Regions from separate parts of the Mus musculus genome. Here all the other regions are linked to region 3. The links are chromatin loops, found by intact Hi-C in ENCODE. Cell type or tissue: heart. All regions are shown on one strand. Region 1 holds the start of Hmga2 (high mobility group AT-hook 2). Region 2 has its middle 21 kb from the start of Llph. Region 3 has its middle 14 kb from the start of Gm35062. Region 4 has its middle 49 kb from the start of 4930471E19Rik. Region 5 overlaps Hmga2 (high mobility group AT-hook 2).

What was found. A loop is a pair of places that touch in the nucleus more often than their neighbours do. Peaks named below come from ENCODE experiments on the same cell type or tissue, not always from the same donor. Only the 100,000 strongest peaks of a DNase experiment are listed, where the experiment ranks them.
Region 1: it touches region 3 in a loop (2.7-fold over the local background); 3 of 42 quality-filtered maps call a loop at or near these places.
Region 2: a loop joins it to region 3, with 4 times the contacts of the local background. A loop is called at or near these places in 11 of 42 quality-filtered maps.
Region 4: a loop joins it to region 3, with 9 times the contacts of the local background. A loop is called at or near these places in 18 of 42 quality-filtered maps.
Region 5: it touches region 3 in a loop (7-fold over the local background); 6 of 42 quality-filtered maps call a loop at or near these places.

What each region holds. Positions count from the first base shown.
Region 1 is chr10:120,474,681-120,479,680 of GRCm38, reverse strand. Hmga2 (high mobility group AT-hook 2) reads left to right here and starts at 3,212. Exons shown (of 5, transcript NM_010441.3): 1 at 3,212-3,728. The coding sequence starts at 3,618. In heart, a CTCF peak has its summit at 2,404; no DNase peak of the experiment used is centred here; H3K4me3 peaks cover 4,332 bases; H3K27ac peaks cover 4,342 bases.
Region 2 is chr10:120,245,662-120,250,661 of GRCm38, reverse strand. No RefSeq gene overlaps it. Among named protein-coding and RNA genes, the nearest start is that of Llph, 21 kb to the right of the region's middle. In heart, a CTCF peak has its summit at 3,061; no DNase peak of the experiment used is centred here; H3K27ac peaks cover 786 bases.
Region 3 is chr10:120,699,957-120,704,956 of GRCm38, reverse strand. No RefSeq gene overlaps it. Among named protein-coding and RNA genes, the nearest start is that of Gm35062, 14 kb to the right of the region's middle. In heart, a CTCF peak has its summit at 2,919 (motif pointing right); a DNase peak (open chromatin) is centred at 2,906.
Region 4 is chr10:120,584,797-120,589,796 of GRCm38, reverse strand. No RefSeq gene overlaps it. Among named protein-coding and RNA genes, the nearest start is that of 4930471E19Rik, 49 kb to the left of the region's middle. In heart, a CTCF peak has its summit at 2,424 (motif pointing left); no DNase peak of the experiment used is centred here; H3K27ac peaks cover 394 bases.
Region 5 is chr10:120,429,308-120,434,307 of GRCm38, reverse strand. The region is part of intron 3 of Hmga2 (high mobility group AT-hook 2); the gene reads left to right. Among named protein-coding and RNA genes, the nearest start is that of Mir763, 16 kb to the left of the region's middle. In heart, a CTCF peak has its summit at 2,671 (motif pointing left); no DNase peak of the experiment used is centred here; H3K4me3 peaks cover 576 bases; H3K27ac peaks cover 2,510 bases.

The sequences.
Region 1 (5,000 bases), 230 kb after region 3:
TGCGCTTGCCTGAGCTAAACATCAGTCTAAATCCCACATCCCAGATCAGTAGAAAACTTGTTGATGTGACCCAAGGTGCTGATGCCCGATTTGACAGCAGGTGAAGGAGAAAGGGATTTCACGCAGAAAAGCTCAACCTGGAATGAATGCTACAGAGAGAGGGAAGTGAATAAAGGATTGAGAAACCTAAATTTGGGGATTCAACTTCTCAAATGTGAGTGAGAAAAAAAAATGTTTCCTTAAGACAAAAAAAAATATAGCCATTGAGCTTAATTAAAAGACTGGTATATAAAGATAGCACCTCAATAATAAAAATCTTGATAATTTAAAAAATAAAAACAAAGTTTTATGCTTTGCCTGAAAAAAAAAAAACCCAAAACAAAACTATACAGTAACTTAAAAGGATTATAGGCATCAAAGAATAACAATGTATAAGGCTAACTTGATAAAATGGAAGGAAAAACTTGTTTATATCCTGGTTTCTATAAACTCAAAAGAGCTCAAATCTGAGAACAAAATGGAATGAAAACAATTGGCTGGATTTCCCTTTTTAAAAATGTGATTCTCTTAGATTCTAGGTTATTGTGAAAAACAAAACAAAAACCAAAAGACACAACCAACCAACCAAGCAAAAAACCCAAAACCAGCACACATGCACATACACACAACAACAACAACAACAACAACAACAACAACAACAAAACAGTTCAAAGCTCTCCACTGCCACCACCCACCCCGACCCGGGGTTGGAATCTCATGCTTGCTAGCATTTGTACCTTAAACAAACAAACAAATACAAATCTAGGGAGATAATGTGATTCTCAGCATAAAATTAGCTGACTGAAATCCTGGGTGACTTTTGCTTAAATCCATTTCCTAGAACTTAGTCTGTCCCTCTGGCCAATCAAACAAGAATCAAAACAGAAGCCCATATTATGCGCATGTGTAAAATGCACGCATCAAAGAGTAAATGTACAATCTCTCTCTCTCTCTCTCTCTCTCTCTCTCTCTCTCTCACACACACACACACACACACACACACACACACACACACACACACACACACACAGAGGAAATGTGCAAACTCCTCAGCTAGGAAATGTCAGTGCACTCGTGAGAATGTGAAATTTCAGTCCCTTTGATGAAGATACCATCTTTCAGCCAAGCCCTGACAAAACCTTAGGTTCCTGTTAGACCCCTCCCTCGGTATTCATTTGCTGGGCTCCATCTGGAGGTATGGGGGTCTCTTCCTCTCCATCAGAGCTAAGCGTTCCCAGACTCAACGCCAGCCCTCGGTTCCTGCAGAGCACTCTATGTACAGAGAAGTGTCCCAACTCTGCAAAGGGCAGCTGGAAACGGATTTAAAACGGCAACGCTGACCAATCAGCACAGTCGCGCCCAAGCAGACATTTACACGTGCCTCAAGTACAACGGAACCTGGCAGAGCCTAGATCCCGGCGTTAGGGCTGTAAAGAAGGCGTTTTTATTCCACGGTGTTCCGTATCTTTGTAAGAAAAAAAAAAAAAAACTTCACTGGGTGAACATTTTTATTCTGGAGTCAGTCCAACACAATTTTGGGTGCGATGTGGGAAAATCTGACCCTAAGATTTTCTTTCTTCCCCCTTTCAGATTTGTGTTATTCAAGGATGAGAAAGAGGTGCCTTTTAGAACGTTTTACGCCTTTCAAAAAAGTTGACTGTGGCCACGATGGTGTTCACATAACTTAGAAACAGCCCAGGCTATAAAATTAGGACTTGGCAGAAAGGAATTCTGAGGGAGAAGGTTAAAATGAAGGCAAACTTCAGGCAATTGGTGCGGTGGAAGGATAAGTGATCGGTAATATCCCATAGAGTTATGGGCGTCCCAGCACGGGGGTGCAGCGCCTGCTCCAGGAGTCAGTCCTGGGGGAGGGGACCTCGATAAAGGAGCTGGCACACTCGGTGTTCCTGTGTATAGTGTGCAAGTGTGTGCTTTTGTTGCGAATGTGCTTACTGGCACCATCGTGTGTCTGGTAGTGTGTGCTTAAGCACGGGTTTGTTTGCATGCCTGCTTGCCAGTGAAGTGTGTGTGCGCGCACACATGAATTTTCGTGCAAGCTTGTCTGCGATCACACGCGTGGGCCCGTGTATCTTTGTGCACGCTTGTTTGTGCGCCGGCCCGTGCACTCTGGGGTGAGGGCATTTCTCAGTGGAGCGGGGGGGGGGGGGGGGTCGCAAGGGGCGCTCCGACTCCTTGGTCGCTCTTTTCCCGGGGCTGAAATAGTAGACAGCGGCGGTTGACCCTGAATGCTTCCGGAAACTTCGGGCAACCCTCGGTGGAAGCACAGGTAGAAGCCAAGCTCTCCAGGGTGACTCTGAGATAGTCATTTTCTTTCGCCTTCCTAGGACAGCCGCTCAGGGGTGGCCTCCAGCGGCGATCCGGCAGGAGAGCCTAGGCCCTGTCTTTTTAACCCCACTGCTGGCGGGAGCACGTGAGCCGGGGCTCCGGGTGGCAACCGGGCGCCGCCGCCTTCGAGGCAGTTGTGTTTCGAACGCTGCCTCTGGCCCGCGGCCAGGCGCCTGGGCTCGGCTGTCCGCCTGGCCTGCCCCCTCCTCTTGCTTCTCCTGCAGCCCCCTCCCCTTTATCCGCCCACGATCAGAGGTGGGCACTCCCCGTTCCCGCCACCCCCTCCGCAAGTGCGAGCGCGCGTGTACACACACGCACACGCACGCACACACTCATCCCTCTTGAATCCCGGGCAGGAACTCTGAAAACTTGCAGCACGGGCAAAACTTGGGCTCCGGGTGCAGAGCGCAGAGGCCAGCAGCTTGTCCCTCTGCATCTGTGCAGTGCCGCCGCCTGACCCCGCCACCCGAGGAGGCGCGGTGCCACCCACTGCTCTGTTCCTTGCTAGAGCTGAGCTGGGCGCCCTACCGGATCCTGGCAGAAACTTCCACTCTCTCCTCGGTTTCTGACCGCACTAGTCAGTCTCTATCTCTGTCCCGTTCTGTCTCTTTGTCTCTGTCTCTCTCTGAGTTTCTGTCTCTGTCCCTCTTCTCTGTGTCTCTCTCTGGCTCTCTGCGTCTCTGTCTCTCCTTCCCGCCCCCCTCCCTCTCTCTCCCTCTGGGGTGGGGGAGAGGAGGCGGAATTCTTTCCCCGCCTAACATTTCAAGGGACACAATTCACTCCAAGTCTCTTCCCTCTCCAAGCCGCTGCCGAGCGTCCCAGTACCCGCAACTCCCGAGCCTTTGCGGAGAGAGCAACCCTCTCCGCCTCCAACTCTTCCCTCTCCTTCGCTTCCCGCCTCCTCTCCCTACCTCCACCTCTACCTCCGCCACCCACTGCCCGCAGCGCCTCCTCCTTTCCTCCTCCTCCTCTCCTCCTCCTCTCTTCCTCCTCCCCTCTCTCTTTTTGGCAGCCGCTGGACGTCCGGTGTTGATGGTGGCAGCGGCGGCAGCCTAAGCAGCAGCAGTAGTCCCCGGCGCACTCGCCAGCTCGCCTGCTCTCGCCGCTCTTGCCCTCTCCAGCTCTCTACATCCCGTCTCCCGAAAGGTGCTGGGCGGATTCGGGGCGGCGGAGGCCGAGCGGCTGCAGCGGCGGTACCGGTAGAGGCAGTGGTAGCGGCGGCGGGAGGCAGGATGAGCGCACGCGGTGAGGGCGCCGGGCAGCCGTCCACATCAGCCCAGGGACAACCTGCCGCCCCGGTGCCACAGAAGCGAGGACGCGGCCGACCCAGGAAGCAGCAGCAAGTCAGTACGCCGACGCGGAGGGGCCACTCAGCCCACCCGCGACGCCTCTGCCCCCGGGGCCCCGCGACACGCCGGGCGACCGGAGCGCGGGAGCGCAGCGGCTACGGCAGCGCAAGCTAGCCCGCCTGCCACCCGGGTGTAGGTGGGGCGGGAGACCGAGTTCCCCTGGAGAGTGCGCGGCGCAGTCTCTCCGGGTACCCGCGCTCCCCGGCTCCAAGAGCTGGGGTCCCGCGGCGAGCCGTAGCCACCCGGTGGAGGTGGGGTCGCGCGAATCGTGGACAGGGACTTTCGCTATTGTGCGCAGCCCCGGAGCGGCGCGGCGTGGCTCGGGGGGGGGGCATCGAGCCTCGGGGGTCCCAAAGAATAAAAGCGTCGCTTTGTCAGCCGCTTTGGCGACTGGGGGGACTGGGGAGTTCAGGAGGGGCAGGACTGCGAGTCCGAAGCTCTTAGACCCGCGGCTTTCTCCGGCTTCTCGGGGCCGCCTTCCCGTAGGAGGCTGATGCGCCGCGGCCGCCCCCTCGGTGCCCTCCCCACACTCCATGGCCCAAGGCTCGCGCCCTCCCGACAAAGAACGCGTGCGGAGCCGACTGCCCGCCTGGTGCTCCTCCCGAGGATATTTAAATGCCTGCCGAGCTGCTACAGCCGCCGGGGCTGGCGGGGAAAGGATCCCGGAGGATCCCAGGCCCCCGCGGGCCCGGGAAACGCGCTTCGCCCAGGGAGCTCTGGAAGGAAAGTGCACGGTAGCCAGGGTCGCTTCCCCGCCAGGAGTCGGGTCCCTCTTTGGCTCCTCGATCCCGCTCCTCTGAGCAGCCCAAGTTTTAGCTTCCTCTTGGGCGAGTGGCTGGGGGCTGGGAAGGGACGGTCGAGGGGCACCCAGGACCCCGCGGAATGGAGGGTTTTGTCTGCGGATGCAACCAATTAAGAGTGCAAGCCGGCTGTTGCAGAGTTGTGCGCAGCGCCCAGGGCCGGGGGCGGGCGGGCGGGCGGGCAGGGGGTTGGGACGTTCGCAGCAATTTCCAAGCCTAAGGACGCGTCTATTGAGAACAGTAAAACTCCCTTCCCGGCCTTTAAAAAAAACCAAAAACTTCCCATTTTTTCTTTTGCTTTAAATCGCTTCCCTCGGGCCAATAGGCGGATTAGAAAATAGTCCTAAATTGCCCCCGTAGAGCTAGGTGGGAAATCGAAGAAAGTTTGTTGGTGTGTTTTAGAAAAACAAGGAGTGTACCTTTTGGGAAATCATCAAAGGAAACAAACTAATCTAGAGGCCGCCGA
Region 2 (5,000 bases), 450 kb after region 3:
AACAGTTTGTACAAGAGGTGCCTCCGAGTGTGTTTGTGGTTGGGGAACTGAGAGGGTGTGAATGCGCTATCTGGGTGAAGTAGATGGCGCCTTTGCATCTATCTCTCTTACAAATCCTTTGTTAAGTTTGAACTTTGGCAAGTAGGAATATATCTTTGCGAAGTCCAGTCACTTTCTCTGGGAGCTTGTGGGTGGGGGTTGGGGACTGAACTGCCCAGAGTTTGTGATTAGTGATAGAAAAGGGCTTTAGCCATTTGGTTTGGATGGTGAACGAGGTGGTAAAAGAGCGGACGTTGATCAGATGATCAATAATCAGGAGTTTCCTTTTTCTTTTCAACCTGCTCATCTACGATTTGGGTTTTACGTCTCAAGATGAACGCATAGCCGTGTTTGAAACATTCCGGAAGCTGCTTTTGTGGTGTTTTCCTTGGGTAGCTTTGGGAATATGCGTGGGAATGGTTGTTCCTCGAGGTGAGATTTTTCAAACGTCAGGCTCTGCAGAGGTATTCACGGGATTCTTTCGGTGATCTAGTGTGTTTTAAATTCAAATGAAGGAATCTGTAGACATTGGTAAGTAGCTCCTTTATCCTGGTAGCTCCTGCTTCAAGTTAAGTGAAGATCAACATCTCCTGTAGGTCTTGGTGCCATTGTTCCTGAGGTCTGAGACCTCCGGCATCCAGGAAGCTGGCATCACTTCTTTAAGACACAGGGAGACACATGAGTGGGACCAGGAAGGAGGAACTTTACAGACAGTAAAGTCAGTGAAGCTGGACATTGCCAGCCTGAAGGTAACCAGGCTCCCAGAGCAAACGCCTGCTTTCGAAAAGGGGGGTGGGGCTGGGGGATGTCTCAAAAATAGGGAAGAATTTGGTGACTAGCATAAATGTAGGGATAAAAATCACCATCCTCAAAAAAGGTACAGGTGTTCTATACAGTCTACAGGTATCCAACACATTTCTTATTTGAATAGATGGCGTATGATGAGAAAATACAATGAGAATATGTAGACTATTTGAAAGCGTGATCACCACGAATAACTCATGGACATTGTGGAAGTTCCCAGACAGGGCTGGGTGCCACAGGTATCTGGGAATCCAGGGAAGAGTTTGTGTTTCTCTCTGTGCCTCTCTTATTTCTTTGCCCTTTGTCCCCCCTCTCCGACCCCCCCAGTCCTTCCTCTCATACCGCAGCATCTACAAAAGCACAGAATAGTTCCCCAATGTGGTAGAATATAAGCTCCATATTTTGTACAACTCTGGAAGTATTTTTGAGAATTGTAATGCATCTTAACAAGGCATCAACAGAGAAGACACACAACTACTCACACCAGGGATACGTGATATATATTTTTTAAATCCAAAGAACTTGAAGTTGGCCGGACTGGAGCAAAATTTCCCTACGGAGGTGCTAGAACCCATTCTCTGTCAACCTTTCCTTTTCTCTTCTCAATTATTTTCCTAGTCCTGCTGGAACGGTTCCTCTTGGCCCATCTCACTACCTGAAGGAAGTCTGACTGAGGTGTGGACAAGGCTACACAGGCTGCTTCATTGTGCACTATTTAACTTCTCTTGAATATCCTCAGATTCTGGTATCTGTCTTTTGTAACCTTCGGTTTTAGTTTAATGTGTGTGTGGTGGTGGGGCAGCTGGGAGACATATATTGGAAGTGACAGTGACTATTTTTAAAGAACAAAACAAAATTTTTGAAAATTGTACCTGATAATTAAGTCTCTCTGGGAGGCCATATGTTGATCCAGGTGTGGGGCGTTTGTTTATAAAGAAGTTTTTTTTTTGAAAGCTGGCTACACTTAGAGATAATCTCTGTAAGGTTGGTCTCACTCACCTACATTTAAGTTAAACCACTTGATTTCAATTAAATAAAGCCATGGTGTGTTCCATAGCAAGTATTCCCAGGTCTGAGGCGGCTGCAGTTACTTACTTCAGTTTAAGAAACATTATGGGGGGGGGGGGGGAGAGAGCTGACTCAGGATGTCAGCCCACTGCCTCCTCTTGCAGAGACCCAGATTCAATTCCCAGCACCCACACTGTGCACGCAACCACCCGTAACTCCAGATCCAGCGATTCTGATGCCCTCTTCTGGCCTCTGCAGGCATTTGATTCTTGGACTACACAGACACCCGTGCAGGAAAAACACCAACACACATAAAAAACAACTCTTCAAAACAAACAAACAAACAAGGAACCATTGTCAACCACTTCCAATTGGAAGGGGGGGAAAAAAAAAGAACTCATTTATAAAAGTCCAAACTATTTATAAAAGAACATTCAAGAACCTGTAGTTGATCGTATATGAGAAAGTGGTCAGGGTTTGGTATGGAAGGAGAGAAACGTCATATGTATCTGAGTTCATCATGTGTACTTTTGCATGTTAAATAGAAAGGAACTATCTCAGCAGGTAAAGTGTCAAGATTGGAAGCAAGAGGACCTGAGCTTTGGTAACCAGAACCCACTGCAAACCCTGTATGGCGGTGTCAGGAGGAAGAGAAGGAGGAGGGGGAAGAGGGGGAAGAGGAGAAGGGGAGGAGAAGGAAGAGGAGAAGGAGGAAGGAGAAAGAGGAGGAGGAGGAAGAAGACAGGGAAGGGGAGAGGAGGAGAAGGAGGAAGGAGGAGGAGGAGAGGGAGAAGAAGAAGAAGAAGAAGAAGAAGAAGAAGAAGAAGAAGAAGAAGAAGAAGAAGAAGAAGAAGAAGAAGAAGAAGAAGAAGAAGAAGAAGAAGAAGAAGGGGGGGGGGGAAGAGAAAAAAGAGGAAGAAAGTGAATTCTGCTTTAATACTTGAAAGTGCACCGTTAAATTTCCCTCTTCTATGTCTTGGTGGCTAGGGCATCCCTAGCAGTTTAAATATGGCTGATATTTACATCTCATCTGCTAATACTTTGTAGGGAATTAGTTTAAGCAATTAAAACCTTCCCCTTCCCCCTACCACCCATAAAACAGAGGGCTGTGAAAGAAGAAGCCAACTAGCTGCTTCTAGTCCAAACTGAAACTTGATGCAGTTTTAGTAATTGCTTCCTCAAGACCCTTTACTGCCATCTGTGGGGCATTTACAGGTATTACCGCCCAGACTCCCTGCTGACTTCAAGACAATAGAGAATTAGGGGGTTGTGGGGAGAAGGGACCGTGGCCTACAGGACTGTGAGAAATGCCTCCAAACAGACTTCTGGGTCCTTCCAAAGGCTGACACTGCTCCTGTCTGCACATCACTGATAAACGGCTGAGTCCTTCAGGTAGGTCTCTCCTGCTGTTGCCTTCCTGCAAACGCCTGTTGCATCCAGGTCTCGAGAAGGAATGTTGCTGTTGTATCTGGAGGTCCCTGCAGGCCACGGCAAAGATCCCTTCAGCAGTGTAGGACCCTCTCTGGGGGAAATGGTTTTTAAGGAGTGTGAATTCAACTTTCCATCACTTCTGGAGGCAGGGCCATAAATTCCAAAGGTCTCGGGCAGGCCTGGTGGAATGCAGCATTTCAGACAAGCTCCAACGATGGGAAACAGATTCAAGTAGGTGCCATCAAAGAAGGCAACTGGTCATTGGAGACGCAGCTGAGGTTGGGGTACTGGGGGTTCAGGGAGAGGAGAGGACAAGAGAGAAGCCCTGTGGGGCTCAGGCAGCCAGGAAGCCCCTCATCATAAAGACAGAAATAAGGTTTGGCTTCATTCTTTTCAGCCCACTGATTGCTTTATTTCAAATTATCCTAACTACTTAGCATGGTAAATTAAGTTGAAACCCCCACAAGTTTGAGGAGGATGTCATCTAATCTGATTAAAAGGAATATTCCTCGTCACAGGCTGGGAAGGAAATGAAAATTACTCAGAGTGCACCGCTATTTGCTAATTTGCATAGGCTTGCACATGCTATGCATCAGAAGAGCATATGCTCTTTACTTTTAATGAAATAATTTCCCCTCTCTAAAGACCGTTAGAGTCTCTGTCCTTCCTATCTGTCTTTCTTTCTTCCCATCTGTCTCTTTTTGAATGTTAAGATTATTTCATGGGAAGGGTACATAAAATATGCTAATAATCTCCCCGCTGCGGGCAGGGCTGGGAGGTCCTGCTGCTGCCTCGCTGAGCGTCCCAAAGGTCCCCCTTGCCAATCTCATATAATTAAAGGCTCCCTTTACAGCCCTTAGAAGGTTAGACTTGATTCATCTGAGGCTTCCATTGATGGGGCAGGCGGTTTAAACCCAATCCTTTGGCTCGACTTCCCAAATAACTTCTTCCTGACCCCAAGGAATAGCGCCTAAATCAAAATGAAAATGAAGGGGAGAAAAATCTCCATCAAGCTCATGCCAACCCCCATCAGCAAGGTCTGTGATGGTCCCCTTGTGGCTGCGCATGCGCTGTCACTACCTTTGAAAGGTGGCTGTTTTTTGTTTTTTTGTTTTTGTTTTTGTTTTGTTTTGTTTTGTTTTGTTTTTTTGCCTCCTCTGCTCTTTAAGGAAAAAACAAACAAACAAACAACAACAACAACCCTGGACAAACATTGGCCGCTGCTGAAGGGGTCGCTCTCATTTTATCAATGGAGGCAAGAAGGCCCAGAGAGATGAGATGATGGGTTAGCAGCCAGAGGCTGGGGAAAGATAGGAAGGTTGAAATGGAGCTATGTTTTGGAGTCTCTGTGGATATTCATTCACTTTTGGTAATATTTTAGCAGATCTCATGTCTAGTTGTAATGTAGCCAACAGAGGAATTCTAGTGAATTCCCCAACAAAATTACATTAGGATCAAATGTGATCGTTATAAACACTATCCAGATGTTGGGGATGGACTGCATATAGCTCTTTAAGCCCCAAATTACAGTATAATAAATGCAAGCATGGGGACCTGCCAATACATCTGAACTTCGTGTCGGAAACCAGGTCTGACCTTAATTTAACTCTATAAGGAACCATGAGTTTCCTCACTTGAGAGGTAAGGCTGCATCCGAAGAGCTCCAAGTCCTGTAGTGTCCCAGGCTTTACCGCTCCCTTGAAGTGGGATCGGATCCG
Region 3 (5,000 bases):
TGTGGCATCTGAAGCTCTTCCCCACATTAAATAAATGTAACAAATATTTAACTGAAAGTGACACGAGGGATAGCGCCGAAGCTTCTCTGACAGACACATGTCTGCCGTGAGGTGCGTGTTCAGGGCAGAGCAGGGCTCGTTTTAATGGCTAGGTTCACTATGCTGCCCTCCAACACTGATACATGTTGGCAGAACCTTCTGTCTGTATGGGCTTTCCTCCCCCACCCCCAACCCCCTGGAATGACGTTGTGTCAGGAGAAAGATGGAATATAGTGGTGGGTTTCTGCCTACTTTACCTTCTACTAGCGAGATGTCTCTTCTGTGTTTGGTGACAGAAAACCAAAAACTGTTTTAGAAAACTGTTTCAGAAACTGTTTTAGAAAATTATTGCTCAGTCTCTACAACTTGGCCCTGGGCATTTTAGGTCTGGGACACACCAGTGTTTGACTACCATGCACTCAGAATAAGAACTCTGTGCAGGTGGGGGGTGGGGGGATGGAGAGATGGCTCAGTTGTCCAGAGGTCCCAAGTTCAATTCCCAGCAACCACATGGTGGCTCACAATCATCTGTAATGAGATCTGATGCCCTCTTCTGGTGTGTGTCCGAAGACTGCTATTTGTACTCATATAAATAAAAAATAAATAAATCTTAAAAAAAAAAAAAAAAAAAACCTCTGAGCAGGTTAATGCTATCCTCAGCATGAGATTGCATCATGTTTATCTTTTCTATGACTCTCCCCGTGTCTCAGTTTCCTCCTCTGCAAAGTGAAGATGAGAGCAGCCCTCTCTGGTATTGCTGGGGCGTGAGCACTCACAGAGTGCGCTCAAGGCTGCTTGGCCAAGAGCAAACGCTTAATAAACCAGAGTTACAGGCATCATCTTTACAGCCTTTTCCAAAAACTTACAACAAGACCAGTCTCCCAGTAGTCAGGACATTTAAAAAACAAAATAATAATGTGTATGGAGGGTGTGCACAAGTGTGTGTAGTTGCCCATGAAATCCAGGAGGGGCACTGGAGTCCCTGGAACTGGAGTTACAGGTGGTTATGAGCTGCCAGAAGTGTGTGCTGTGAACCAAACTCTAGACCTGTGGAAGAGCAATGCTGTGTGGTTCATGGCTGAGTCACCTCTGCAGCCCAGGAACTCACATTTTAAAGAAGCTCTGTGGGATTCGATGTGCAGGGAGGACCGAGTGTTACTGGAGCACTGTGAGGAGAGGGTTTCCCAGGCCCCCTGGTTTCCACCCAGTCTGGAAAGGACGGGTGGTTGGGGCCCTAAGGAGTAAGGATGCCAATAGGAAGGTGAGAAAGCAGAAGTTTAGAAAATCAGTCAGCTAGGATATCTTTGCTTGTGCCTTTGTCTAAAATGCAAATATTTGTGAGTACTAACCATAATATCAGGATATTTATCCATTACTCCCCGTCTCAATTTCCTTCTACATGTGAAACTTAATGGTAAAAAACCGACCCAAGAATTACAAATCTGAAATGCGACATACTGGCTCACACTGTAATCCTAGTGCCTAAGAGACTGAGGCAGGTTGATTGTCTCGAGTTCAAGGTCAGCCTGAGCTTCACAATGAGTTCCAAACTAGACTAGCCTATCGCACAAGACATTATCACAGACAAACAAGCAAGGGGAAAAAAATCCAAACAGAGCAAAACAAACAAACACAAAACAAAATTGGAATCCGTGCCTGGGCCATTAGCCTGGCCCCATGTCGGAGACAGGACAAAGAAGCTGGCCAGAGGTCACAACAAAGGCCTGAAGACTGGAAAATATCCATGCGCCTCTCCAAAGCTTCCCAACGCCTCTGAACATGCAAGCAATGATCATGGCAGATTATAAGCTGATTGCTCCACGAGTCAATCAGTAGCTGGTCCTGTTGCCGCAAACGCTCCTCACTTTTGGGCCAGTGGTCTTTGCTTATGTAAGCTATAACGTTTGCTGAAGGAATCATGAAAATTTAATCTATCTTGGTCTTTTGGCATTTATAATACATAATCTATATTACTACAATTTGCAGATGGTGGCCATGTTAGCTACACATCTCTCAACACGTGAGAGTATCTGCATTGGTTTTTTTTTTGTGTTTTGTTATTTGTTTTTTGGGTTTTGGGTTTTTTTTTTTTCCCATTCATTTTACAGATGGATCTAACATATACTTGGAACAAATCTGGAGGATCATAATGCAATTGTCACTACTGAGTGTTTTTTCCAGGGTCCTGACACCATGGCAACTGGCCCAGACCTTCTTTTATTAACAAAACAAAACAAAACAAACAAACAAAACTGAACATGATTAAATAATATGATACTTAGAACATAGAGAAAACAAACTTGATTTTCAGCAAGATAGTTTAATAACATTTTCTTTGGAAAAGGTGTAGGCTGTGGTTATCTGCTCCTACCTCTACAGACATCGGAGAAATGCCAGGAACATATATGCCTACCTGTGGTGAACCAAGACTGGAGCCCAGGGATGCTCTGAACCTGGTACAGGACCTGGGACATAAGTCCTGGAAGAGATCTTACATTCTTTATGAGAATGTGATGAAAAAAAAAATCAAATCAATTTGAATTAGACTCATTTATGCTTCGAGAAACAATATTTTCTCCCCGTATCAAAACTTTGAAACACCTGAGAAAATAGAAGTGTCTTTGTGGTTTAAATGAGCTTTAAATGAATAATGGCGGTTTTGCGATGCAGGCTTGCATGCGATGTTCTTCCTTTTTCTCATTCCCGGTGAGGATAGTTTACTTGGTAACCTGGGAACTGTTACGGACTTGTTCGTGGACTTGCTCGGGCCTGGGCTCTGAGTCAGCGGACCCACTGAGGCTTCCGGGCTGGAGTGGACTGCTCTCCTTTTGGCTCTGTGGCCTCGGGAGTTAACTCCAGAGCAATACAACTTGGGCCCAGCAGATGGCGTCTGGCATCTGGCTGGTGGAGTGTGCACATATGGGTGGACGGGAAGCCAACTTTTCTCAACCATAAGACTCCTAAGTTCATTTAGGAGTAAATGTGTGACAGTTTGCTACATCTTATTTCCTTGTGGCGATGAGGTGTGCGTCCATCCATTCAAGTGCCTGTGCAGGCTGGGGGATATCATCAAAATGTCTTCCTCAACCTCTTCCTCACCTTAAAAAAAATTAATATATTTTTGGCCCTTTCATACATTTATACAGCACATTCTGCTTAGGTTCCCTGCCACATTTTGTGTCTTTCCCCCCCACTCCCATCCACCACTGAGAGATCCCAATCCGCTTTCGAGTCTTGTTTTACTATTATGACCCACTGGGTTTAACCAGGACCACTTGTATAGGCAATGTATGTGAAGCTTTCTGCCACTGGAGGAGCATAGAGAACTCAGGCCACTAAAGGCAAGGACTTCTTGTCCTTTGGAAACGTGTAGTTTTAACTGTTAGATAGTATGCTTGACAACCCAGCTCTTGATGTCTATGCTGTCTAGCTCACCTGTGATGCAACAAACCCTATTTTATTTATTTCCTAAATTGGAAACAAGGAAGTCCCTCTGTTCTCCTGGACTTGTCCAGGGAACCTCAAAAACCTTGTACGATGCTATGAAGCAGAACCATAGGACAGGGCAGGAATAGGTCCCTGGGAAAGGAAAAATAAGAGTACAATCCCTTCCTAGACCCAGAGCAGAAGTAAGGCATTCTACCCTCTATTTTGTGCCTCTCCCGGAGCTCAAAACCAAATTTCCTGGAACTAGGACAGAGGAACACTTGCTATGGGAATATAGTTATACATGCTAAAAGACATCTCTTAGAGCTTTGGAAATACATTACCTCCACACATAACCAAGCAGAATTTAATTGTCTTGCTATGAGCCCAACCCCTTGCTATGACTGTCTTGAAAACCAGATTCTGTGGGCCTAGACCTTCTGGATAGAATAATAGAGTTATAGACAGCTTGAGGAAAGAGAGGAAGAGTGGGAAGCACTGAGGTTGATAGATACATGGGGAGGCGGGGAGGGCTGGGACGATAGACATTTGGCTATTCTGCTTTTAGCCAGCCCGTGTTCTTACCCTTATACTCGACAGGTATCGATAACTTTTAGGGCCTCCAGTTTCTTTTTAAAGAGTCTAAATGGAAAAGTCCTCATTATAAAAGACCAGCATCCTCTTCAGTAGGTGCTGCTGCTCTGGAAAATGTTTGTGCTGCATTTTCTCTGCTTGCCACTTTAAGCCTCACCTTCCTTTGGCAGACCTTCCCAACCCCTCTTCCTTGGCATGAGGAAGCAAACATGTCTGCCTGAAGCTTGTATTTGGACATTAGCAAGAATGAGGGGTGGGGGATGGAATGGATTCTGTGAAGCCAATTTACAGTTGAAGAGACTGGCAAAGCACAGCGGTGCCAGCACCCTCTGGCTACTCTACCTATGATCTGGGCTGGGTTCCTGAAACCTCCCTCTTCCCTCGGCCCTCCAATTCATTGCTGAGTTACTAGGAAGTCTTGATAACCTCATTTTGCTTAAATCATCGTGGATTCTGTGGTTTGTAACAGCAGCAGCAACAACAGCAACACACACACTGGGGTTGGGTCTTGGGTCTCTCGTTGATAAAAGCTGCTCTCTGAGTCCTTGGTTTGGTCCATCGGACAAGTTCAGGTTGTGTCTCCCTATGAGAAATTATGATTTCAAATTGCCTCAAAGAAGAAGATACCAGGGACCTGGGACGAGACAGGTAGTACTGTTAGAAGTATACAGTGGATCCTAAGGTTCATAGATCCCGAACGCAGGATCTCTGGTCATTTCTTCATGTTCCTGAAATGAAAGAGGCAGAAAAGAAGTCACACTGGCCACACCTCCATGGGCCACAACCCATGACTTATAAACACACTTCATGCCCAGAGAGGTGCAATAGCATACAGCCTTGTTCAAAGGGCATCCATGGGTGATGCTATCAAAGAGATCATCCCAGGGGCGGTTTCTAGAATCATCAGCCAAGTAATATTGGCTCCAGGATCCATTATTATC
Region 4 (5,000 bases), 120 kb after region 3:
CTGTGTGCCTGCTTGCTGAGTTGTAGTTAAGGGAAAGGAAAACACAGTACATTTCCAAAATAGCAAGGATAGCTTTAATTTATCCAACCTGGTTAGGGTCTTTTTTTCTTCTTCTTCTTCTTCTTCTTCTTCTTTTCTTAAACCATCTTTCCAATCATGGTTTTTATTAAGTATACAAGGCTTTCTCGTTCCTGTGGGTTAACCTAGCTTTCCGCTTGTGTGGAGGGACATGGGAGACAGTGAGAATGGGCCCATGTGGTGTAAAAACAATGTTTTGCTAGTTATCACCCAGGTGAAACAGACCTTAGTAGCTATTGTACTTGGGTCATAGCATCATGGGTCTTGTCTAACGCTGTCTGGCCATCAGGAAGCCTCACTATGGGAAACCTCATCTTTGCCTGGCTAACATCTCCAGAGACTAAAAATACCTTTTCTAAGTCTAACACACGAGCAAACCAACAAAGAGACCACAGAATGTTTTTCCAGCAAGCATGGCTTCCCAGATTTTTTTTTTTTAACTTTTCATTTTAAAAGCATTTCTGTTTCTTTGCATTCTCTCTGTCTCTCTCTCTCTGTCTCTTTGACTCTCTCTCTCTCTCTCTCTCTCTCTCTCTCTCTCTCTCTCTCTCTCTCTCACACACACACACACACACACACACACACACATTGAAATAATGATGTCTTCTAGGTTTTATAAATGGGTTCCTGGGCTGGCGAGATGACTCAGTGGTTAAGAGCACCGACTGCTCTTCCGAAGGTCCCGAGTTCAAATCCCAGCAACCACGTGGTGGCTCACAACCATGCGCAACAAAATCTGATGCCCTCTCCTTGAGTGTCTGAAGACAGCTACAGTGTACTTACATATAATAAATAAATAAATCTTAAAAAAAAAGAAAAAAATATTTAAAAAAATAAATAAATAAAAAATAAATGGGTTCCTTACTGCATCTTGCCTGAAAAGAGTGTTCAGCACAAGTCCTATTGTGCTGCTTGTGAAGTGTAAGGTTTCCTTAACATAAAATGAGATTTGTTGTTGTTGTTGTTGTTTATACTGAAACACCCTGACATCACACCCCTTTCTTTAAGCAGTGATATGATTGCTCTGTTGAAAAATAAGGCGATATTGAAGTTTAGGATAACTCTCGCTCAAATAAAATCAATCCTAGTGATAGGTTTAGAAACAAAGGAATCTTACATGTCTGCTTCTGCTTTCTTTGTGTTCTTGGAGGGGAAACTTCGGGAGCAGTGTGCATGAAGAGGGGATTGTTTTTGTGGAGACAAGTCTGGTATTTCAGGAAAATAAGAAAGTAATAACAGATGTAAAGTCAAGGTGAGAAACAGCGCACCCTTCTCCCTCCTTCCTGCCCTCCCGCTTCAAGTCACGTTCCATCTGGAATACTTTAGACCGTTCCCCAACATTTTACTTACTGAAAATAAAACCTGGAAATTTTGATCTGCTTGCCCTCTGTTTGGGACACTAAGAATTAAGCCTTAGTTCCCGTGATTTACTTAGAGAGTGAAAACTAATAAGAACTCAAATACTTTGTACATTATAGGCTCGAATATATCACCATACTCAACTTTGTTCTTGACAAATGACAGTTTCTACTTCACCCCTCCCCCCTCTTACCACCCACCCAGCTGGGTTCCATTTCTTCTGTTTTACCCAGTTCTTCAACATTCCGTGCAGTCAGAGCCTACTTTTCCAGATTAAACTCAAGAGTTACTCAAACAACCACAGGTTCTCTTTCACTTGAACTCAACATACCAACTTAGCACACAAGGCTCCAACAGTAGACTTTTATCTTTCTGAATGACTCTGAAATTATTACTTGCTATAAGGCACATCAGAGGCTGGAGAACACTGCTTCCTTTTAGAGTCTTGCAATAGGCTCTTTCTCTCTGCACTTGTCCCACACTTGTTCAGGAACAAGCTGCTTTGGCTCTGCTTCGAAGACAGCCTGTCTGTCTCCTGGCTTAGTTCTCCAGATCTCATGAAGAGAGAGATCTTCTCCAACTTGGTGCCAGGGCCTCTACTTCACACATTGCTCTTGAAGGCCACTCAAGAGAGCCAGTAATCTCACACGAGGGTCTCAGACAGGATAGGAATCAATGGGTTAGTTTCTAGGCAACCAAAAAACAAGTGAGGCACTAGGCTGTGGTGGCACATGCCTTTAATCCCAGCACTTGGGAGGCAGAGGCAGGCAGATTTCTGAGTTTGAGGCCAGCCTGGTCTACAGAGTGAGTTACAGGACAGCCAGGGCTACACAGAGAAATCCTGTTTCGAAAAACCAAATATAAATAAATAAACAAATAAAAATTAAAATAAAAAAGAAACAAGAGAAGCTGGTAGAAATCAGCCTATGGTAACACTACTAAAAGCATCCATCTTGTTGGTTCTCAGTAGTGGTGGTACTGCCCCCTAGAGGCCTTTTCAGAAATGCTTGGGTACACTAGCTTCCACACTTGCAAGGCATACTCCTTAGCCTTTCACAGAGTGGGATTGCTACATGCCTTAAAAGGCAGAGTAAATAAACTCTAAAAGGAGGTCAAATCTTCACTCTTTAGACAACCCCCCGGCCCCCGCAAACAGTCATATAAAAGAAAAATTGTCTGCAACTACTTGAGCCTAACCCTAAATGTTACTTCACATAGAGACACAAAGTATTTAAAACACTCTTAAAATATGCTGAAATTTCAGAGTAACAACCAACCAAAAAGCAAAAGAAAGATAGCTTGGCTTTGTTAAGATCCTTCCCAGTGAGACCCATTTGCATTTTGGAAAGTGATGCCCACAGCTACCAGGCTCCACTCAGTCTTGATTCAGCTGGACTGTAAAACCTATTTGTCTGCATCTGTAGATGTCACAGAAATACATCCTAAGAGAGATCTAAGGCTTGCGTGTCTTAAAAGATGGGACATTTTTCTTTGATATTTTGTTGCCTCCCTAATCCATGTCATAACATTGAGAATTATTTTGACATTACAGTTATAAACACGGACCAGCTCACTTGCAAGAGTATTTCCAGACTTGGAATTTATTTTTCATTGACATTTTTTCCATACTGGAATCAGAAGACTTCCATCTTCTGACTATCGGAGACCACGCTGCCCAGCATGTGGATGCTCTGCCAGCGATCAGTTCCTTTGGTCCTTGTACCCATGCCTACTCTCCTGTCTCATTTCACCAAGCATCTGGTACAGGATGACTTGTGGCCTCCTGGACTGCACTTACTCACTCTGAGTAAGTGCAAGCGTATAACCACTGTGTTGTGTCTTCAGTATCTCTCTGTCTGTGTATTTACATATGGAGGCACACGTGATTTTTATTACGTTGTTTTCTCTTGGTTGTCCCTCTTCTAACAGGTATTATGTTATAGGTGGATGACTTCGGTTACCTCTGCGCCTTATTTTAGGGTTCTGTTATCCTTCTGTTGTTGTGACAAATACCTAGGCAAAACCATTTACAGTCTATGGCTGTTTGGCTCCTGTGTTTCCAAGCCCAGAGTGAGGCAGAACACGGTGAAGTTTGCCCACTTTACTGAAGTTGGGAAGGAAAGTGGGGGGAGAGAAAAGGAAAGGGCCAGGTGTAATAAAGAGTAGACCCCTTTCCCAAGACCCAACCCCACTGGTACACTTTCTCCAATTAGGCTCCAGTTCCTAAGCTTTCTACAGTCTCCCAGGAGCTCACTAAATTATAACCCCACAAATGAATGAATGCATTCATGGAGTAAAAGTCCTGTGATCTAACCACCTCTTGAAGGCCCCGCCTCAGAACGATTCTGTGCTGGAGACCATTGTTCAGTATTTGAGTTTGGGGGCCGGGAGACCAGGTATACAGATGGAAACTGTAGTAAGAATGACAGGGGGTGATATTTTTTAAAAAGCATTAGACTTTATAGGGTTGTTTTGATTACCCTAGATCCATCATCACATTAACCACCTTTATCCTGAAAAGAACTTTCATCACGGAAGGAATTGAAATTTAGAATATTTTGTGGATAGTGTGAGTATTAGCTAACCAAAGCGATCCCAGGTATTGATAAGAAGGAATACTGTGGCAGCATCCTTTGAAGGCTGGCCTTCTCCAAAGAGTCCTGATTTATCCAGTGACCCAATTCCAACAGGACTGTGTAAAGTTGCATTTCTTCACCTAGCACGATGTTCCCCACCTGTGGTGGTTTGAATGCGAATGGCCAGATGAGCTGGCATTTGGATCATTTGGTCCTTTCTCCCTGATATTATCAGGTGGGCAGGATTTGTTCCTTCGTGTCCAATACTTTCTGCTTTGACATTTCCATCTTGGGACACAGGCAGAGATGTTATAAGAAAGAGAAGCTTTCCTCTAATGGTGTCATAGCCAAAAATCAGTGGAGTGGCAGAAGGTCCCCACCCAAAGAGCCTTAGTAATGAAAGGTGCAGGTTGCTGGGCTCATCTTCTCACAGTTTTCTCCAGACTCATCTGCTAATGGCCATATGCCATTCCTACATGAGAAGGATGCAGTTGTTCCAGAGACATTTAAAACCACCTAATGAACAAACATTTTAACATTTTAACATCTATAGACACCATTTCTTCATGAAATTTCTCAGCGGGTGAAACCAAACCAAACCAAACCATTTTTATTAAAGTGAACAGTGAATGAAAATGGGGGAAAATATTAAATATCAAGAAATAAAAATTTAAAAGTCAAGTGATTAAATTGAAAAAAATGTACTAATTTGAAATAGATACTCTATTTAATGTTTGTTACATATGGTATAGTTGGAAGCCAACAATTAGTGGAGCCAAAAAAAATTAGTAAGCCAGAACATATCCTACTAAAGGATATGACCAGTTTTAAAAGAATGTCTTAATTTGCTGCACTCCCAAAAGTCTTAGGAAACACAGAATTCCTATATGTACCAGACATATTTATAAGAAAAACTGTCAATTTTATGAGTCAATTTGCCAAGTCATTTAAAGGAAAGATGATTGTGTAAGCCTTATGTGTTTGCTA
Region 5 (5,000 bases), 270 kb after region 3:
AATTCACTTTATCATATGCATTAAGTGCTTACAAATAGTTTGCCTAGCGGCTGTGGTCTGCCTAACTGTATGTGCGAGGTACTTTCTAAAAAATATTAGGAACTCTAAACCATAGCTTCCACAGAATGGATTCTAAGTTGCCTCGAAATGGATACTGCATGCTCCATCCCAAATCATAGTGCAGGACTCAGTATACTAAAATGTGGGCAGAAAACACCCATTTTCCCATAGGCTACTTTGCATAAGGTTGTAATGGATGACGTCAGTCCACTTCACATTTCCGTACATGCGCAACAACATACTAAATTTTTCCTCCAAGTAACCCATGTCCTGTGTGAGCCTAGTAGGAGAGCCTAGACTGGTAATTTTCAGTTATTCGCTTTGTCACTATAAAGCAGTCAAAAACAATTTCTACTTCTGAATGGTTTTAGCTGTTTGAGACATGTAGCCCAGGCTAGCCTGGAACTCATGCTTCTCCGGGGCTTTGGAGAATGATTTTTGAAACCTCAGGATCATTTTCACCACTTGAAGTCCCAAGGTTCTTAGAAAATCACTTTGTGACGTAAGAACAAATGCTTTTGCCATTTACAAACTTTTAAAGTTTCAAATAGAACTTCCCAGGCAGCCTTTAGGGAAGCCGTGTAAACACATGTCCCTAAGGCCCATTAAATTATATAGTCTTCCACGGTGTCTGTGCAGTATTTGCCACAGCAGGGAAAGAATTTGGGATGCTGTGTATGCCTGGGTGAGCCTGTGTGAGCGTGTGTGTGTGTGTGTGTGTGTGTGTGTGTGTGTGTGTGTGTGTGTGTGTGTGTGTCTATACAGGTGAGCCTCTTCAAGGACGTTGGAGCTGGAGCAGGGTTTGAGGGCTTCAAACTCAGCTATGGGTGGCTGGCTTTTTCTTTGTAGCTCTGGCTGTGAAGTGATTTATGGGAGCTGTATGGGCCATACATCACCTTCCTGGTTGCCTTTGGTGACACCTTGTCACATTCTTGTGGGCCTGAGGAATTCATTGTTCTTGTTTGAACTGATAAGAAAGAGAGAGAGAGAGGGGGGGGGTTGGGGGTGGGGGAGAGGGAGAGAGAACTACAACAACAACATAAAAACAGGGTTGGGGGAGAAAGAAAGAGTTAGTTAGAGACTTTCTGAACAAACCCCTGGGAAAAGACAAAGTGGCAGGCAGCTGACCCGGGGAGACTTGTGTCTCCTGCAGTTCTGCCTCAAGTTGCAGGAAGCTGTGGTGGACTGAGTCTAGCTGAAGCTTTGTCTGCCCTCCAGAGATATTTCTTTTTTGCTGGGAGGTTTTCCTCAGAGGACATTGGAGAGGGCAGAGAGGGAGGGAGTGGCTTTCTTCAAGACCAGCAGATAGAATGGCTGAGCAGGGCTTGCAAAGCAAGGTCGAATGACACAGGTCTCTGGGAAGACTAAAACTCAGGGCTGTAACTTTTGATGTGAGCCGGTTCCTGCAACGTTCGCTCAGCACTCCAGCGTGCTTTTTGGGCACAGCGCCATGTTGCCCTCTCCCCTTTGACGTGTAGGGCCCCGGGCTCCACTTTGTATTTTGGCAGTCTGCATACAGAGGCTGGGGTTTGAGTCCAGTGCTTTGAAAGACAAGGAAGAGGAGAACGGTTTTGGCGTGGGGACTGGCCAAAAGTTTGTGTGTAATGTTTTCAGATGGTCTTATCTCCCACGTCAGTAAAGCAAGTGAATGATGCATCTGGATTTTTAGATCTCCTCCCTGATATCTTTTCTTTAAAGAGGAAAAAAGATTACATTCTTTGCACCTGAGAAAAGTAACAGATCAGATCATGTGTGCCACATCGGAGGAACTGGAAAGCCTCCCGCGTCCTTTGGGGACAATGGCTGTTTTTGTTCAAGGCAGTGATGCGCAACTGTGCCACTCATACTCTGTCATGGGGCTTGTTGATTGGAAGAATAACCTACTTACAAGGCGCCCCCTATGGCAAGGCACTGCCCCACCCCGGTTTAGCAGTGAGGGATTTGCGTAGCAGGTACCCTTTTGTGTTACATTGTTACAAGTCCATGTGGTGTTACACTGTAAACAAGTCCGTGTGGTGTTACACTGTAAACAAGTCCGGTTTTAATGCCGTAAATCACTTCACCTGGAAGCAGCCTTCCCATGCCCTGCCCATGCACACCTCCATTTGAACTCCAGCCATTGAAAGCCAGGTTTAGTCTTCCAGAAATGGATCTTTTTTTGCAACAGTGTTGCCTCCAGTCCTGTACGCACTGCTTTACCATTCATCCCCCAAGGTTTCCTTGTGCTGTCAGCAAAGGATGCAGGAAGATCTGCAAAGGTAGGTGCTGGGGAAGTCAAGAGCAGCCATTAGGTGATCCTGAATACAAATGAGAGAACACTGTAGTAAATGGGCAGGCAGCCTTGTGAGATGGCAGAATTAAAAGAGAAAGCCACTTTCAGAAAAACACTTCTTTCCCTTCCAATTATCTTCCTTATTTCCAAGGGACATTAATAGGTAACTACCTAAATATATGTGATGATGTAATAATTCCAGTGCATTAATTGTATGTGTGTGTAGGTATCTACTTTTTAGATCTGTAAATGCAATTGCTTTGTGAGTCTGCTAGGCCTGCTGGTTCTACTTTGGTGGGGCACCTAGCTTGCAGTCTCCTGTGGTGCTTCACTGCTCTCTGCTGGAGAAGCCCATGCCAGCCCAGGCATTGAGGGTGGATGGCTGTGAAGGAACACAGGTGTGATGACTTGCCTGCGAGTCTCCCAGCCTCTGCGTTTAAATTCAGTGCAAGATTTTTTTTCCCCATGCCAATCAGGAACTGTAAGGCTCCAGTCATGTTGTTCAGGCTGGAAGATACAACTGCAAAACCATCCAGACTTCAGCCTCTTCCTGCAAACGTTGCCCTCCACAAAAGTATCCTGGGTAATAGTGCACAGAGTCTGTGGGGTTTCTCAAGTTATTTCCTTTCATTCCCGACACAGGAGAATAATTTATTCTGTTCTATACATCTACATCAATAACCTATATCAATAATCCCAACTCCAAGGGAAAGTCAAGCTCTTTTGAATAAATGATATTATGCTTGATATATATATATATATATATATATATATATATATATATATATATATATATGATCCAGAGAAAATGGACCAAGAGTATTAACTAAATAAGCATAAAGCATGTTAGGACATGTTTCCTCCAGACTTTTCCAAGGAGGAATAAATATTAACTTAAACCCTCATTTGCATGGATAAAAATTGCCATAATTTAGAAGCTACACTTCTCAAGTTTGAAACAAAAGCCCAAATACAAAAACCACTAAATGTCTTAGAGGACTATCATTTCAGATATAAGTTCAGTGTGCATATAGATTTGTTTATGCACATGGTGCGTGTCCACACATACACACATGTCCACATCTAGGTATTTCGATGGGAACTCGGAGTGAAGCTGTAAACTTTAACACATCTCCAGAATGTTTTATGCTCTGGAATCTCTTCACATGAAAACAATTTGATGAGTAGAAATCATAAAAGCCAGCCTCCCAACGCAATTAGTGCGACTCCATTCCTCAGCATTCCAAGTGAATTATTGCTGCGCTGTCAAAGACAACAAAAACATTTGGGAAGGACTGTTTATTTTACAGCGGTTGACCAAAAGTATGCAAGTGGTTACAAAAAAAAGTAGCCAGCTAAAGTTGGGAGGTGCCACTCACACATCCTGAAATCCATTCACAGAGCTTTGACAGTCACTCCTGGTCACTGCAGAATAAGATCCCAGGAAGATTCGTTTTCCAGAGGAAAAATGGACTCAGCCGCAGAGCATTTCAGTCCAGAGCAGATTGCTAAGACCTCTGCCCACTGTCCTGTGGCACTGCCTTCTCGCCTCACTCCTAAGACTTCCTGGTTCAGTTAGTTCTCCCTTTGTTTGGTTGGTTTTGTTGTTATTTTGCTTGCCTTTTTCCAAAAGAGCTAGGAAAACGGTTTGAAAACTATCTTGTTACTACTGTTGTTCTGGGAGAGCCTGAGCTGCCCTTGGTATTTAAAGGTTAAAAGGAAGGCCGCCGCTGACAATCTCATTCAACTCTTGAGTTCAAATAGTTCATCTCAGAACTAAGTGGGAAAATAGAAAGTTTAATAAACATTAAGGATAAGAAAATGTAAGCTTAGAGAGGATCCAAGGCTTGAATAGGGTGTCAGACATGGCTGTATGAAAGGACTGGCCAGAAATAGGAGAGAGAGAGAGAGAGAGAGAGGCGCGCTCACACATACACACACACACACACACACACACAGAGGGGTTGGGGGAGAAATATGAATGAATATGTAGCCTGAGAGTTCTGAGAGTTGGACAATCTCCAAGTTCTCATTGGAGAATATGAAATGAGTTTTCCTTGATGAGAAGACATTGTTCCAAGACTCTGAATCTTGAGGCCAAGGTTTCTTTTACTTTAAAACCAAAAACAAAACCATCAGGTTTGGGGCTTTGTGGCAGCTCATTCATTGCACTTCTGAGAAGTGATATTAATCCTAACTGCCTCCGTGTAGTGTAGCCTTTCCACACTGATGTTTGGCGTGATCTAACATCACCCAGTAAATATTGATGACAGCATTCCTTTTAAAGCCACGCTCCTGCATTTGGTAATTTCCATACAGTTCCACACAAACATAGCTGGTTTTCTTGTTGGTCTGGGAGTTTGGGATGGTACCAAGTCTCTGCCGTGTATTACTAGGGCAGTGGACCCGTTTTGAAGATGCTACGGGCATCCAACGCTTTGCCTTCGGAGGGTAGACAGGGAAAAGGAGGAATCAGGCGAGCACCGATGGCCTCTTCCAACCTATTTCCACAGCTTCTCCTTGTCCCAGCCTGTTCCCAGTTTGCAAGTTTTGGGTTCTCTTCGTGCAAGAGACAGTTGTCCCTGTTCCTCATTCCTCGGTGCAGATGTTGTTGTTTGTGCCTCCTGAGTCACAGAGCCTTGTCATTCCCTTCGCCTTCTCTCTTTCT